Regions from separate parts of the Mus musculus genome. Here region 1 is linked to region 2. A link is a loop called in an ENCODE intact Hi-C map of the cell type or tissue named here. Cell type or tissue: heart. All regions are shown on one strand.

Region 1 (8,000 bases), 79 kb after region 2:
TTTGACACAAGCTGAAGTCATCTGAGAGGAGGGAACTCAAATGGGAAAACGCCTCTCTAGGCAAGCCTGCAGGGCAGGTTCTTAGTGACTGATGTGGGAGGGCCCAGTGCATTGTGGGTGATCCCTGGGCTGGTGGTCCTGGCTTCTATAAGCAGGCTGAGCAAGCCATGAGGAGCAAGGCAGTAAAGAGCGTCCCTCCATCACTCTCAAAGTAAATAAACTGGCTGGAGAGATGTCCCTACAGTTTACAAAAACAAAACAACAACAGCAAACCTTACTACTCTTACAGAGGACCGCTGTGTGGCCCCAGCACCCACATGAAGGCTTACAACTGCTTTAAACTAGTTCCACATGATCCAGCGCCCTCTTCTGGCCTCCTTAGGTAACTCATGCAGCCAGACACACTCGGGCACAGGCACATATATGTAAAATAAATATTTTTTAAAAAAAAATAATAAACCTGCCGTCGTGGTGTACGCCTTTAATCCCAGCACTTAGAAGCAGAGGCACGAGGATCTCTGTGAGCTTGAGGAGAAGCTAATCTACAGAGTGAGGTCCAAGCCAGCCAAGACTTCATAGTGAAACCTTTCAGGAGGAAGAAGAGGAGAAGGAGGAGGAGAAAGAGGAAGAAGGGAAAGAGAGAGAGAAAGAGAGAGAAAGAAGGAAGGAAGGAAAGAAGGAAAGAGAGAGAGAGAGAAAGAAAAGAAAAGAAAAGAGAGAGAGAAAGAAAGAAAGAAAGAAAGAAAGAAAGAAAGAAAGGAAGGAAGGAAGAAAGAGGGAGAACGACACTCTGGTAGTTTTGCACAAGGTCAAATCAAAGGTTATAGATGAACAGAAGAACAAGTCTTTATAACAATGAAATCGCCTTTAATCCCAGCACCCAGGAGGCAGAGGCAGATGGACCTCTCAAACTCAAGGCCAGTCTGATCTACAGAAAAAGTTCCAGGACAGTCAGGGCTGCATAATTAGACTTCACCTCAAAAAGCAAAGCAAAACAAAATTAACCCCCCAAATACAACAAGAATGTATGTAAGCTAATTATTATTAATAACTAATAATTATTATTATATAATCTGCTGATCCAGGGATTTGTCACAGACCACTGTGAATTATGTGATTCGACCCTCAGCCTTACCATCAAAACCTTAGGAAACTGTTATGACTGCTATGCCCATTTAACAGATGGGGAGGTTGAGGCACAGATAGCTGTGGACTTGCCTAAGAACCCCCAATAGCAAGTGGCCAAGGAAGAATGAGACAGGAGGTTGGCACTCCAAAGCCTGCAACGCGATCTTTGTAGTAAACAGTGGCTCTGACTCCAGCTTCTTTAGGTCTTTGGACTTCGTTATCTTATCTGTCGGGGGCACTGGCTTATCTCTCTCTCTCTCTCTCTCTCTCTCTCTCTCTCTCTCTCTCTCTCTCTCCCTCTCTCTCTTTTCCTGGTGACTTGCAGCACTTGTATGCTAGGAAGGGACCTAGAGGCAAAGTTTGAACTTGGAAGGAACATCTATTTGCTGAAGCATTTAAAATTTAACCGAAGGGTCTGAAGAGACAGCTCCTCTGTCTGAGAGCATCTGCTCCTCTCGCAGAGGATCCAGCTCTGGTCCCCAGCTCCTGCAACCACCTGCCACTCCAGTTCCAGGGGATCCACTGCCCTTTTCTCATCTCTCAGAGCCCCAGGCGTGCTTACCGGGCCCGTACACACAGAAATGCAGGCAAAACACTCATCACCCATAAAATAAAATACATAAATCTAAAAATGTGTTGGATTTAATTGGGACCAAACCAAATAAAATTTAATTAGAAAGAGTAGGACTATTATTGCACTTCATACCCTCTACAAACCTTATTTCAAAATATCGTCTAAAGTGTTGCTTCATAGATCTATATACATATAGAGTCTGTTTAAAAAAAAAAAAAAGAAAAGTAAAGGGTGTGGTTTTGCCTGGTGGTGGTGGAGCCTTTAATCCCAGGATTCTGGGGGCAAAGAATCCGAGCCTCTATGAATCTGAGGTCAGCCTGGTCTACAGAGCAAGATCCAGGACAGCCAGGACTACACAGAGAAACCCTGTGTACTGGCTGGTTTAGTGTGTCAACTTGACACAAGCTGGATTTATCACAGAGAAAGGAACTTTCATTGAGGAAATGCCTCCATGAGATCCAGCTGTAAGGCATTTTCTCAGTTAGTGATCAAGGGGGGAGGGCCCATTGTGGGTGGGGCCATCCCTGGGCTGGTGGTCTTGGTTCTATAAGTCAGCAAGCCAAGCAAGCCAGGGGAAGCAAGCCATTATGTAACATCCTTCCATGGCCTCTGCATCAGCTCCTGCTTCCTGACCTGCCTGAGTTCCAGTCCTGACTTCCTTTGGTGATGAACAGCAGTATGGAAGTGTAAACCGAATAAACCCTTTCCTCCCCAGCTTGCTTCTTGGTCATGATGTCTGTGCAGGAATAGAAACCCTGACTAAGACACCCTGTCTGGACAAACAAAACAAGACAACAAAACAAAACTATAAAAAGTGGGAGGGGGGATGTGGGGGGGGGGAGATTAGCCTCCTGTGACAAGGGTTAAAGGGTCCTTGCTTGTTTCTTATTTCTTCTCACAAAGCTGAAAGAGAAGCTAAAACTGACCACAGACACTCCCAAGCCAGTGGCCCAGCATCACAGAGCTGACCACCCAGAGTTTTCTACCCAATGGCAGCCTCAGGACAATAGCCCTTTGACACTCAGGCAGGCGGCCCCTAGCATCTTCAGGAACCAGGAGGAAGGAAGGGGTTAATTCCATCTTGCTCCTTACCAGGCTGGGCCAGGGGAACACAGCCAGCAAGCCTAGGTGAATGATGGTCCCAGAGGTGCTCCCTACTCTAGGCAGGACCCAGGAGGTGAGTGCTCCCGGAGAAACCAAGCATCTGCCTCTGACTTGCTGCCAGGAGCTGAAGACTTTAGCCCTAGACACTCACTCTATGAGACTCCCTCAGGCCAACTCTCCCATCTCAGCAGAGCCTACCAGGGACTGTGTGGGAACCTGGGCCCCATTTCCATCAGGGGCCTGGGTTTAGTGTCTGCAGCTGCTTCCTCCCCCTCCCCTTCTCCCCTCCTTCATCTCCTCCCCTCTTCCTTCCCCCTCCTCCTCCCCCCTCTTCCTCCATCACCACCACCACTTGTGTAGCTCTAACTGGCTTGGAACTCTCTCTGTATTACAGGCAGTCTTCTAACATGTAATCCTCCTGCCTCCGTCTTTCTGTTTATTTTTGAGACAAGTTCTTACTCTATAATCAGGGTAGCCTGGAACTCATTCTGTAGCTCAGGTTGGTCTTGAACTTGTGACAATCCTCCTGCCTCAGCTTCTCAAGTACTCGGTTGCAAGTGCCACCATGCCTGGCTCTATACTTTTTTGTTTGGTTGGTTTTCCTTTCTGAGACACGGTCTTGCTGTGCAGTTCAAGCTGGCTTCAAACCCACTATGTAGCCCAGGTTTGCCTTGAATTCCTGGTGGTCTTCCTGCCTCAGACTCCTAAGTGCTGGGCTTATAGGTGCACCTTCTACTCTTGGCTTACATTTTGTGTTTTATAAATCAGTCAGACATTCCTATACCCATGTTCTCCATTAGTGGGTCAAAATTAGTTTATGTCACTTCCAAAAAGACATCTATACAGAACGTGTAGAGGCCTTTTCTTTCCACCATTCACAAAATAACACAATATAACAGCTACATTCATAACATCTGCATTGTGGTCACCTAGAGGTGATTTAAAATATCCAGGAGGATGCATGTGTGTGTTCTGGGCAAACATCCATCATTTTATAGACAGAACTAGAACACCTGTGGATTTTTATATCTTTTGGGGAGGGCCTGAAATCAACACCCTAAAGGACTTAAGGGAGACTGGCCCTAGGAGAACAAGACTCTTATAACTGGCAGAAGACACAGGGAAGTGAGGAGAAATGGAGAAAGGCCTGAGGATGTGTCTCGGGGGTAGACTGCAAGGCCTTCGGTTCCTCTGACACAACTGGAGGGTGTGGGGTGGACTAGAGTCTATGATCCAGAAAAAGGACGGAGCCATCTATCAGGGGAAGGCTGAACGCCTGCACGCGGGTTGTGCTGTGCTCCGTGTTGTTAGCGGGCTTCCCCAGGCACTCGTGTTTCCTCTTCCCCCGGTGTCAGCAAAAGAGGTTTCTGCTGCTGCCGCCGACAGACTGGCCCGGGAGGCGGTCTCGCCCTTCTCTTCCCTGCGCTCCGTCAGCACCGCGCACAATGAGAAAATGAAAGCTACCCTTTTGCGCTGGTGCGCTGGTGCACTGGACTCCATCGCTGTGGCTGCTCGCTTACAGGGGGCATGCGGGAGGCCAGGGAGGCCTTGGCTCTAAAGCCGTGGCAGCCGCTGGCTCGCTGCCCGGGCAGCCACCTCCAACTGCAGCTGTCGCTGTTCTTTGCAACACCCCACATCCTGAGCTGGCTCCTGAGGCCTGCTCCTGGGAGAGCGTGAATACAACAGGGGAGAGTCCTGCGCAGAGTCTGTTCCTTCCTGGCCTGGGAAGGAGCTGGGGAAAGAAGTAACTAGACTTGAACCTGCAGGGTCTTGAAGGGATGGCGGCCGGGGGTCCTGCGCAGTTCAATGACCGGTTCTTGTCCAAACCACTGAAACAGTACTCAGACTGCTGGAAAAGTTTGAAAATGAACCAGCTCTCCCATGTCCTCCTCAGAATGGCCCCTTCAAACCGAGGACGCTCCCACCAGCCGCTTGCCTTATTATTTTCACTCTTTAGCATCGTCTAAACTTCTCTTTCTCAATGTGTTCCCCCCTTAATTGTGTGTTGAATTATCTGGTAGGTCGTAGACGCTTTGGATAGAAGACCGTTGGTCTCTTTTGCTCCAGGGCCAAGCCCAGTGTCTGGCCCATCTGTTAAAGGAATGAATGAGTAGGGCTGAGACAAGCTGCCTGCCCACTAATCCATCCGGTCTTTGGATTTTTCAACCTTCTGTTTGGACAAGGTGGGTTCATGTGCCTATTGAAAGGAACTGGTTATACTTGGGAGTGTAGAAATGTATCAGCTCCGAAGGGATGGCTCAGTGGACCCAGTTTCAGTTGCCAGTTCCCGCATGGTAGCTCACCACCTCCCATAACTCCAGTCTCCCATAACCTCTTCTGGTCACTGAGGTACCAGGCACATACATGCTACACATACACGCACATAGGCATGCATACATACATACATGCATGCATGCATACATACATACATACAGGTAAGAAACCCTTAAAATAAATTCATCGTGGAAAGAAAAGAAGAAATGCATCTTTGGGATGCAGCAGTTAGGAGTACTTGTTTTTCTTCCTGAGGACCCAAGTGCAGTTTCCAGAACCCACATCTGACTGCTCACTACTGCCTAGAGCCCCAGCGTCTAAGGATCTGACATCCTCTTCCGCACACACATAACCATAAGTAGAAAGTAAAGGACAGGGCTGGAGAGATGGCTCAGCGGTTAAGAGCATGGACTGCTTTTATAGAGGTCCTGAGTTCAATTCCCAGCAACCACATGTTAGCTTGCAACCATCTGTAATGGGGTCTGGTTGGTGCCCTCTTCTGGTGTGTCTGGTGTGTCAGAAGATAGCTACAGTGTACTTATAGTATATAAATAAAAATTAAGTAAAGAATAATGTGTCCTTTATAGCTTTATTATTATTATTATTATCATCATTATTATTATGACTGCTTTTGAGGCATGATCTTACTGCAGCCCAGCCTGGCCTTGAACTCTCAGGGATCTGCCTGCCCCTGAGTTCCTGGGTTAGGGTTCGAGTTTTAGGTTCTGCACCACACTTAGGCTCCCTCCCTCTGTGGATTATCTTCCCAACCTGCAGTGTGGGATTTGGATTACGAGTGCTTTCTTGTGATGATGTATGTCACTTGTCACCATTTAATGAGCTCTCATGTCATGAAGAGAAGGTAAATTATAGAGTATGTAGAGAGATTTATACTCAGTATAACCTTGAGCATACTAATTTAGAAGACCTCCACTTAAAACCTGGTTAGAATAAGAAACCTGAAACTCATTTGGCACAGTGACTGTGGCCCGCCGCTGACTCACTGGTGTAGTAGGTGAAACATGGGCTTTGAGAAAGACGAATGGATGATGTTAAAGAAACTTCCTGACAGGTTCGTGGAACTGAGGGCTTATTTCATTTTACTACATTTCCTTATTCAGCACTCTCGAGTTGGGGTATATATGTGTGCCTGTGTGTGTATGTGTTTGGGTGTGCATGTGTGTGTTCAGATGTGCATGTGTGTGTATGTGAATATACGTGTGTGTGTATGTGTGTATGTGTGTGTTTGGGTGTGCATGCCATGCCACAAGAGTGGAGGTCAGAGGACAACTTACAGAAACCCATTCTTTCCGTCGCTTTGTGGGTCCTGGGACCAAACTCAGGCTTAGTGGCAGACGTCTTTACCCATTGGCCTCTCGCAGCCTGGAAAGCTTTCTTTCTTTCTTTCTTTTCTTTTTTTTTTCTTTTTTTTTTTTTTTTGTCTGTGTCTATTTCTTCTTCTTCTTCTTCTTCTTCTTCTTCTTCTTCTTCTTCTTCTTCTTCTCCTTCTCCTCCTCCTCCTCCTCCCTCTCCCTCTTCATCCTCTCCCTCTCCTCCCTCTCTCTCCTCCTCCTCCTCTTCCTCTTCCCTCTCCCTCTTCTCCCTCTCCCTCTCCTCCCTCTCTCTTCTCCTCCTCCCCCTCTTCTTCCTCCTCTTTCTTCTTTCTCTCCTCCTCCTCCCTCTCCCCATTTCACTTCCCTTCTTCCTTTCCTTTCTTCCCTTTCTTTCCTCCCCTTTCATTTACCTCCCTCCTCTCGCCCCTCCATCACCCCCCTCCCCCATCCACTCTCAATTGCCCATTCTCCTAGCTTAGCCTCCCAGTTGCTGGAATGGCAGGTGTGTGCCAGGACTTTTGGCTGGAAGACATTAGCTCTGTAAGTGCCTCTCATTCTGGGACAGGTGAGCTATAGGATGCTGGCCTAGGTAGCCTGTGTGTGGCTCTGTGTAGTTCCAAGGTCCGTCTCGCCACTGGGGTATGTGAACTCTACTCAGGCAGATGAAATGGGAGGCATTAGGCTATGAATGTAGCCTAAGATGGGGACCCCAGCCCAGGTGAGAAAGAAGCAGGCTGAGGCCAAAGAGACTTAGGTTCCCAAATTCCAGTCGCCACTGGAAACCACATGGAGTTGGGAACAAGGAGAGCCACAAAGGCCTGTGATGAGCTGGAAGGGGGAAGTAGCAGGAGGGGGTGTCTCAAACTCCCAGACACCCAGACACTGGTGGGAAGTGCAAGGATTCTGAACAGATGGGGTCCTTGGGCTGGCAATGAGGAGCCTAGGAGTGGAGGGGACTCTTGGCCTTAGCTTGGGGGGGAGGGGGGGGAGCGAAGAGGAGCCTTCAGCAATGGTTCCGTATGACAAAGGCTTCTCCACGCAGCGGTTCTTGATGAGAGAGACCCCGTCCTTGCTTGTCCACGCTGTTTATTTAATTTTCATCTTGGGGAATGGGTGGATATCACTCAGAGATCCAATACCTTTTGCAGGAAGGAATGTCTGGGAAGGGAAGCTTATTGGTTAACCCTGGAGCGGCCCATCTAGATACCTCATTGGCTTGGAGGACTCTGTGCTACGTGACTAGTGATCATGATTCTCACGTGGGGTGCTGTGGTCATGTGCCCCAGGACAGGACCTGGGTCGGCAGATGAAACATGTACCCGGTCTCAGATATGAGAATACTGGGGTTTCTGAATTTTTTCTACCTTCCCAGTTTTTGTCTGATGACATGGTCCCACTTGCCACACAGCCCTGGGTTTGATTCCTCGCACCACCAAGAAAAGGGAAAAATTCTCTGAACACTAAACATGCTATACTTTTAAAAGTTCATCCAAAAAAAAAAAGGAAAAGACTGACCAAAGTGATCATGATTTCTAATACTGACGTCCACAGCTGCAGACACTGTGACAATATATCAGTGGACAGAG
Region 2 (8,000 bases):
AGACCTCCGGCTAACACACTCTCCTTTCTTCCAAACTCATTAGAAGGTGACATCTTCATTACACAGAGGACTCTCGCCACATCACCACCACTCAGGCATAAATCCTGAGATGGTCTCTGCGTCTCCTCCTCTGGCCTCTAATTACAGTTCGGCTGCTTCTTCTCTGGCTTCCCGTGTTGCTGTGAGTGAGCTGCAGTGTGTGTGGTGGGTAAGCCCTTTGAGCGAGCCCTGGCGGCCTGAACCTGGGTGGCATCCTGACCTTGGCGTGGATGTCAGCCCCATGCCTTGGTTTCCTGAGATGTAGGATGAGTGAGACAGTAACCCCAGCCTCTCCGAGCTGTTAGAATGAAAGCAATCAGAGGTGTCCCCTCCACAGCTGGAAGTCAGCAAGTGTCTGCTCTCCTTACCACCGCGCTGTTTCTTTTAGCACCTATAAAAATAACATGTTAAAGGAAAGGGTTTTTTTTTTAAAGTATATGTTTGGTCTAATAAAAGACTGTTTTCAGATTTGCAAATATATTTATGTGGAAAGACAGGTTCTTAGTTAAACATTCAAGATATCCATTTTTAAAAAATGTCCAACCCTAGAATCCAAATATTATTCCACAGCATCTTCCCGCACCTAAAGCAGTTTATATTTTGCTTGAGAGACTGGACATAGACCTGAAGAAACACTGGACAAAAATGCAAACCAAGCTTGGCATGCTAGCAAATTCGGTACCCAGGAGACTGAGGCAGGAAGATTTCAAAGTTGAGGGCAGCCTGAGATACACAAGGAGACCCTGTACAAACACACACATATGCAGGAATGCGCATGCCCGTTACTCAAGACACACGTCATGCCTGTAGACTATAAGAATTATAAAAACTACAAAGGAGAAAAATCTTGTATTCTAATCCACAGAGGCCCGAGAGTGGCGGTTACAGGTGGCTGTGAGCCACCATGCGAGTGCTGGGAACCAAACTTGGGGCCTCTACAAGAGCAGGAAGTGCTCCTAACCACTGAGCCATTTCTCCAGCCCCAAGGCTGAGCTTTTTATGAAATGCAATTCTGCTTGTAAAGTTACAGTCGTCGCATTTGACTGACGTGAGCGCAAGTCAACCGACCCAAGATACAAAAACACTGGCTCAGGATCTGGGGGATAGATAAACTGTAGATCAAACGTGTTTGATCCTCATGACTACAGAGACAAAATAATAAGTAACTTTTTAAAAACATATACAATGTTTCCTAGTTTTGTTCTCCAGGTGGCTGTGGCAGATCACTCCTGAGCCCCACCATTCGCCACTGTTTCTTTTTAGTTCAATCTAAATGGTTCCCCCGCAGGCAGGGCTTGCCCCATGGTAGGGTGCTGCCTCCCCGTAGCTTCAGGCCCATCACACAGTTTCTTGGCTGGCTGAACTGTTGGAAGTACTAAAGAAAGCAACAAATTGAAGAAGAAGCGAGCCTTGTTCTAAGTTGAGAACCCCAAACATAACACATAGAAATCACTACAAAACACGACAGCTGTAAGTGGTTGGGGAAAATCGACTCCTCAAGCAACCAGGCTAAGAGGCAGCGAACGGACTCCCTCCAACTGAAGTGAAATACCACACTGATTACTTCCTTACGATTCGCCATCCATCCTGGGCTTCCTGTTGTAAAAAGCCCCGCCACCCTCCTCAGTGAGCAATAGACCACACATTCCACAGCCACGACGTTTATTTCCTCTCGGTTACATGCTACCCTGTGGGACGACCAGTTACATTCTCTGGCCAAAAAGAAGAGGGGAGCCACGGGACATCCCCCAGCTGTCACGACTCAGAAAAGGTTTGCTTTTTCTCGCCTTCACCAGGGACAGAGGAGGACTCAATGGCGTGGGCTCTTTCCTCCATAACTCTCAAGTTTGGCAAGATCAGGGATCCAATATAGGCTGGTACTGATCCCTCCGTTCTTGCTTTCTATCAGAACACCGGTTTCATTCAGCAGGGGCGACGCTCCTGCTCGCACATGACCATTGTAGCTAAGAGAGGCCATGTGTCCCGATGCCGGCCAGTCCGGTCTGTAGATTTCTAGGCCCCGTTTTGTCTTTCTGTTTCAGGGAGTTCTCTTTCCTTATTTCCTCTTACTGTGTGGACTGAGGAGTTGGCTGTGGAACAGAGCAAGGAGCCCAAGGACCAGGAGGAGATAAGACCGTCAATAAAAAGCTTCCTGATGAACACCACGCCAAGGAAGAAAGATGCCTTCCAAGATCACTGGGGTCTCCAGGGCCCAGGTTTTGACCCTAAAAAAATTCCTGTAACAATTTTATGCCATGAAACTTTATTTTGTAAATGCATTTTTTTCCCCTCAATTACTTTGAGAGTCAGTTTAATGCGTTACATTGTGGCATTTTTGGTAATTTTGTGTAATTAATTATACTTTGTCTTCCTTCTCACTACTCTGCCCCATCTGACCCTGCTTACTGGCCTTTTCCTGGTCCCCTACTCCCCTCAAGTCCTCTCTCCTTTCATGTCCCTGAATTGTGTTATTTACACACACACATGCGTGCACACACACACATACACACATACACGTGCACTCGTACAATCTTGGCTTGGTCACTTGTTCCCCAGTTGGCCCACTGTTTAGTTTAGGCAAGAATTGTCAAGGAGATTTAAATGCCCTGGCCACATTGGGATGTGTGTGGTCTGGCAACATCCTCCCTCGACCACCCCCAATTGACACCTTTCTCCTCTCCAGATTCTGTGATTGTTCTTGTCTTCCATCTGCAGCCTTAGGTGAAACAGCCCGACCACCATGGATCTGACCAGCCCTCTGAGGAAAGAGATAGCCCTCCCATCTCCAGACTGAGGCCTACAGGGCTCCTCAGGACAGCCACTACCAGCACCATGGTGAAAACATAGAGGAGAAGCCCAGAAAGACTGAATTCTGAAACAGGCGAAGGGGCGAAGGGACTCATGGGAATTTTTTTTTTTTTTTTTTTTTGATTCTCTAAACCACCTAGTGTCTACCGCAGCCACCCACAACTGCCATTGGAGTGGGAAGGCAGCTACAAATAGTATCAACTGGGACAGAAATAAATGAACAGTCGACTGGTTCCAACGGACTCTATTAATGGACACTTTTTTTTTAGGTGTCATTTACTAGCATTCTTCTTTTGACTTTTTTTTTTTTAACACTTAAGAAAGGTAAATCTATTTTTAGCTCATGGGGCTAAACAGAAACAGAGGCCACAAGGCCAGACTTGCCCCTGTGACAGAAGTGCCAAGCCTTGGTCTTGGAGAGCCACTCACAGACACTGGAAAGGGGCTGAGGGAGGTGAGACCACACAGCCTTTCTGGAGGCTGACAGGCACTCGTGTGTTTGAATACACTTGGCCCATGGGAAGGGGCACTATTAGGAGACATGGCCTTGTTGGCGTAGAAATGGCCTTGTTAGAGGAAGTATGTCACTATGTAGGAGGACTTTGAGGTCTCCTAGTGCTCCACCCAGTGCAGAAGAGAGCCTCGTCCTGGCTGCCTTTGGATCAAGGTGTAGGACTCTCAGCACCAAGTCGGCCTGCACTAGCTCTGCCTTCCACCATGATGATAATAAACTAAACCTCTGAAACTATAAGCCAGCCCCACTAAAGTGAGTTGCCTTGGTCGTGGTGTCTCTTCACAGCAATAAAACCCTAAGACATGAGAGCAAACTGGGCCCGCATCCTTACTGGAAGCTGCCAAATAGAGGGTGATTCTCACAATCGCAGAACCTATAACAAGAAGAGGAATCGTTTCCACTCTGAAAGCAAACAACAGGAGCTCTTTCAGGTCTAAGGATGGGCCACAGTAGTGAAGTGTTAATCTCATACACAAGCTCTAGATTTGATCCCTACCAACACAAGTTGTTTAAATGTTTTGTTTGAGAACTGGGTGTAGAGATATCAGATCCAGAACATAATGTACAAAATATTCAGTCTGGGAGCTGGGGAGATGGCTCAGTGGCTAAGAGCACATGTTGCTCTTGCAGAGGACCTAGGTTCAGCTCCAAGCACCAATACGATGTCTCACGACTCTAACTCCAGTTCCAGGGAATCTATCGCCCTCTTCTGGCCGCTGTGGGCACTGCATGCATATGGTGTTTAGACACACATGAGGTAAAACACATAAAAGAATAAAAATAATTAATTTTTTGGGGGGGGTGGTTTCGAGACAGGGTTTCTCTGTGTAGCCCTGGCTGTCCTGGAACTCACTTTGTAGACCAGGCTGGCCTCGAACTCAGAAATCTGCCTCCTGATTTTTTTTTTTTTTTTACTCCTGGGCCCTGGCTTCAATAATTGGTCTTATATTTTTAAAATTATGCTAGTGTTAGTATAATACTAAGAAAAATACGTTTTTCCCATTTCACTTCAGTCTCTGACCTGATGGACTGAGGAGGCTGCAGAATGTCTGTCCCAGGATCCTTAAGCTGTGGTCAACAGGCATCCACTCTGGAGGTCTGAGGTGCACCCAGCTCTCCTTAAGAGGCTCACTAGACCTTTCCTCCTCCCCCTCCATCCTTCCAGGGTAGAAGGGACAGATATGGAGGAGGGGTGGGGAGAGCAGAAGAACAACTCTCTTTTCCTCCTCTCCAGCAACAGACACGATTGAGATTAACCCCCCCCCCCCCAATTGCCGTGCAATCCCAGACACCCAGCCAAAGACATCCCCTTTGGCATGGCCTCTGCCTGCATAAGAGCAGTGCAGAGTCACAAGTCATGCTGGAGTGACTCCAGGCACTGGGGCGGCTGTGACCACACAGGGATGTTGGAAGAGGGAAAAGGTCATCCTAATGGGACAAGGAGTGTCTGGGAAAGGGCAAACATGGCGCTGGGCTTTTCCCTACACCCTGGCTGGGCTGACATGGGAAGGAGACACAGGTGGACTTCCAGTCACAGATCTCTCTCCGTTTTTTGCTCCACTTTATGCATCGTTGGCAAATTTGGCTGCAGACTTCAGCGCAGCTTACTCTGTCTTCTGAGATTTAGTTTCTACTTTAAACAGGCCACAAGCCAGGATGTGGTGATGCACGCGCAGGAGGCAGAGGCAGATCTCTGAGTTCGAGACCAGCCTAAACTACAGAGTGAGTTTAAGGACAGCCAGGGCTACATAGAGAAACCTTGCCTTAAAAAAAAACAAAACAACAACAACATTACATAGTGTATTTTTAAAATCATTTTATTTTGCACGTGTGGGTGCCTGCATGCATGCAGATATAACATTTAAGTGACTGGGGTCTGTGGAGACCAGAAGAGGGCATCAGAGCCCCTGGAACTAGAGTTACAGGTAGCTGTGGGCTGTCAGGTAAGTGTTGGGAACTGAACCTACGTCCTCTGCAAGAGCAGCCAGTGCTCTTAACCACTGAGCCATCTCTCTAATCCCATAGCTGATTTTTAGAAAACAAACAAACAAACACTTTTAAGGTCTATTTATTTATTTAAAATTATTTTATGTGTATGGATGTCTTCTCTGATTGTATATCTGTGTAGCAAGTATGTGCCTGGTCTACCCAGAGGCCAGAAGAGTGTGTTGGCTCCCTAGGGACTGGAGTTACAGATGGTTGTGAGCCACTAAGTGGGTGCTGGGAACTGAACCCAGGTCCTCAGGAAGAATGGCCAGTGCTCTTAATCACTGAGCCATCTCTCCAGCCCCATAACTGGACCTGGATAGACCCAGCACTTGGAGGGGCTGCTGAGGCAGGAGGATTACAAGTTTAAGACAAGCCTAGCCATGTGGTGAGACTCTCTCTCTCTCTCCCCTCACACACACACACACACACACACAAAAGCAGGGAGTAGAGGAGAGAATTTTCTATTTTTAAGAAAGAGTGCCTTCCGTGATATTTATCCTTCCTACAGCATAAAGCAGTTTGCAGTCCTGTGGTACACTTTGTGCCCTGTCACTGTCAGACAGTGACTCAGCAGAGCAGCTCAGGCCACGGTCTGCAGGCTGAGCAGAGTCTCTGGCTCCTGCTTCCGTCTGCCAAGCATGGACAGAACCACAAGGCGAGAGGTTGCTCTTCATCCCCACTGACCGGAACAAGATTTCTACGCATTTCTTTTTATGCAGGATTTCTTTTCTTCTTTTTACGGTACTGGGAATTATGAAGCAAATGAAGAAAAGACATCAATTTTCATCGCCATCACCTGGTCCCCGCCCCCAACAACCACACAAGTCGGCTTGATCCAGGGCTGTCTCCAGTTCTACAGACTATGAACTGTAGGAAGCTCAACCTCCTGCGGGCTTATGCTAAAGAGTGAAATGGAGTTTGGCTTCCAGCCTAGCTCCTTCGGCCTCCAGGCCTTGCTGGAGCCACTGTTCCACGAGGCCTGGCTTAAGCCTCGAGTTCAGCGCAGCCAAGTACTCTGCACGCACGCTGTCCCTCACCCGCTGCCTGCTCCCACGAAGCCTTCCCACTTCTCAGAATTATTGCTTTCCACTCTAATTCCACATTCCGTCTGGTCGACGCTGTGCAGTTCATCCTCATCCAATCTCACGTCGTGGTCCGATGCCTCCGGATGGCAGTGTTGGGGGACAGAGCCCCATCAGAGATGTCGCAGTCAGAGGTGCAGACCTCAGAAATTAAACTAGATTAGCTATTATTCTGGCTTGGTTGCCTGTGGCTGTGATCGGGAAAACAGAAACAGAAACCAAAAGCAAGTTAGGGAGGAAAGGGCTGATTTCATCCTTCATCTCCAAGATCACAGTCCAACCTCAAGGAAAGCTGGAACCTGGAAACAGAAGTTGAAGCAAAGACCATGGAGGGACACTGCTTACTGGCCACTCACCCACTTTTCCTCTATAGCCCAGGCCCTCCTGCCTAGGGATAGAACCGCCCACAGTAGAACAGGCCTTTCTATATCAATCAGTGATGTGTTTATAAAAAATAAAGAGAGGGGGGATATGTTTAGTGTATGTGTGGTGAGGTGTGGGGGAAGGGCTGCCTTAGCGGCCCATGCTGAGGCACCCCTTCCCCCTGAGGGACCAGCCACATGACAGTATAGTAGAGAGAATAGAGTTTATTCAGGGCATGGGGAGGGGAGTTAAGAAGGAAGTAGAGTAGAGAAGAGGAATAGAGGCTGGCCATGAGCACATGGGGGAGGGATGAGGGGAATGGGGAGGGGCGCGGAGCAGGAAGGCAAGAGCAAGAGAGTGGATGGGTCAAGCAGCCCCTTTTACAGTGAGTGAGGCCTACCTGGCTGTTGCCAGGTAACTGTGGGGGTGGAGCTTAGACAGAATGCTAACAATCAGCAACCAAGAAAATATTCTACATAAGCCGAGCCACAGACCAATCTGATGGGGCCAATCCCTTAGCTGAGATTCTCTCTCCCAGGCTGGTGTTGCGTGCGTTGACCTATACTAGCCTACAGAGGTACTGCCAAAACGTTGCCATTTCCTCGTCTTCACGGGCGGCTGGGTTGCCCATCTGCTTTTCCCACCATGGATGGAACGGACACAAATGTCTCACCCACAGTCAACAAAACCAACAAGATATCCTCGAACATCACAGTACACGTCTTCTTTGGCTTGGCTGGTTGGTTGTCCTTTTTCGTTTTGGGTTCGGGAGGGTTTTTTTTTTTTTTGTTTGTTTGTTTGTCTTTCAGGCAAGGTCTCCCACGTGTAGCCCAGGCTGGCCTTGTACTTCCGCTCCTCTTGTCTCAGCTTCCCCAGGGCTGGGATCATAGGGCATGTGTCGCCATGTCCAATCTGAACTTCCTTTATTTGCAAATCATGCGCAAAGAGAAACAGAGCAGACTCGGCAGCAGCAGCAGGGGTAATGTTTAACAGTATTTCGGGAGAATAGCAATGCAGGAAAATAAGAGCAGTTGTAAATGTAACTTTCATTCTCCTGATGCAATTGTCATCTCTGAGGCTTACTGCCTCTGCCTGCTCACCTAGGCCTGGTCCTGGGAGCTTCTGGCCTCCGCACAGTCTTCTCTAGTCCTAGAATGTGTATCAGCCTCTGAGACTTACTGCTGAATAAGCTTACCTTTTCAGGC

The links. Hi-C counts contacts between places; a loop is a spot of excess contacts. Peaks named below come from ENCODE experiments on the same cell type or tissue, not always from the same donor. Only the 100,000 strongest peaks of a DNase experiment are listed, where the experiment ranks them.
Region 1: a loop joins it to region 2, with 2.0 times the contacts of the local background. A loop is called at or near these places in 8 of 42 quality-filtered maps.

What each region holds. Positions count from the first base shown.
Region 1 is chr5:149,027,220-149,035,219 of GRCm38, forward strand. No RefSeq gene overlaps it. Among named protein-coding and RNA genes, the nearest start is that of Gm15411, 15 kb to the left of the region's middle. In heart, a CTCF peak has its summit at 359 (motif pointing left); a DNase peak (open chromatin) is centred at 4,302; H3K4me3 peaks cover 892 bases; H3K27ac peaks cover 1,757 bases.
Region 2 is chr5:148,948,579-148,956,578 of GRCm38, forward strand. 8430423G03Rik (RIKEN cDNA 8430423G03 gene) reads left to right here and starts at 1,672. Exons shown (of 3, transcript NR_040686.1): 1 at 1,672-1,810; 2 at 2,082-2,255; 3 at 2,755-3,080. Gm15411 (a long non-coding RNA gene) reads right to left here. Exons shown (of 5, transcript XR_868721.2): 5 at 5,163-6,623. Gm52833 (a long non-coding RNA gene) reads left to right here and starts at 7,216. Exons shown (of 3, transcript XR_003956018.1): 1 at 7,216-7,534. LOC108169085 (a long non-coding RNA gene) reads right to left here and starts at 4,618. Exons shown (of 2, transcript XR_001785025.1): 1 at 4,383-4,618; 2 at 1-430. In heart, CTCF peaks have their summits at 4,072 (motif pointing left) and 5,251 (motif pointing right); DNase peaks (open chromatin) are centred at 1,703 and 4,733; H3K27ac peaks cover 319 bases.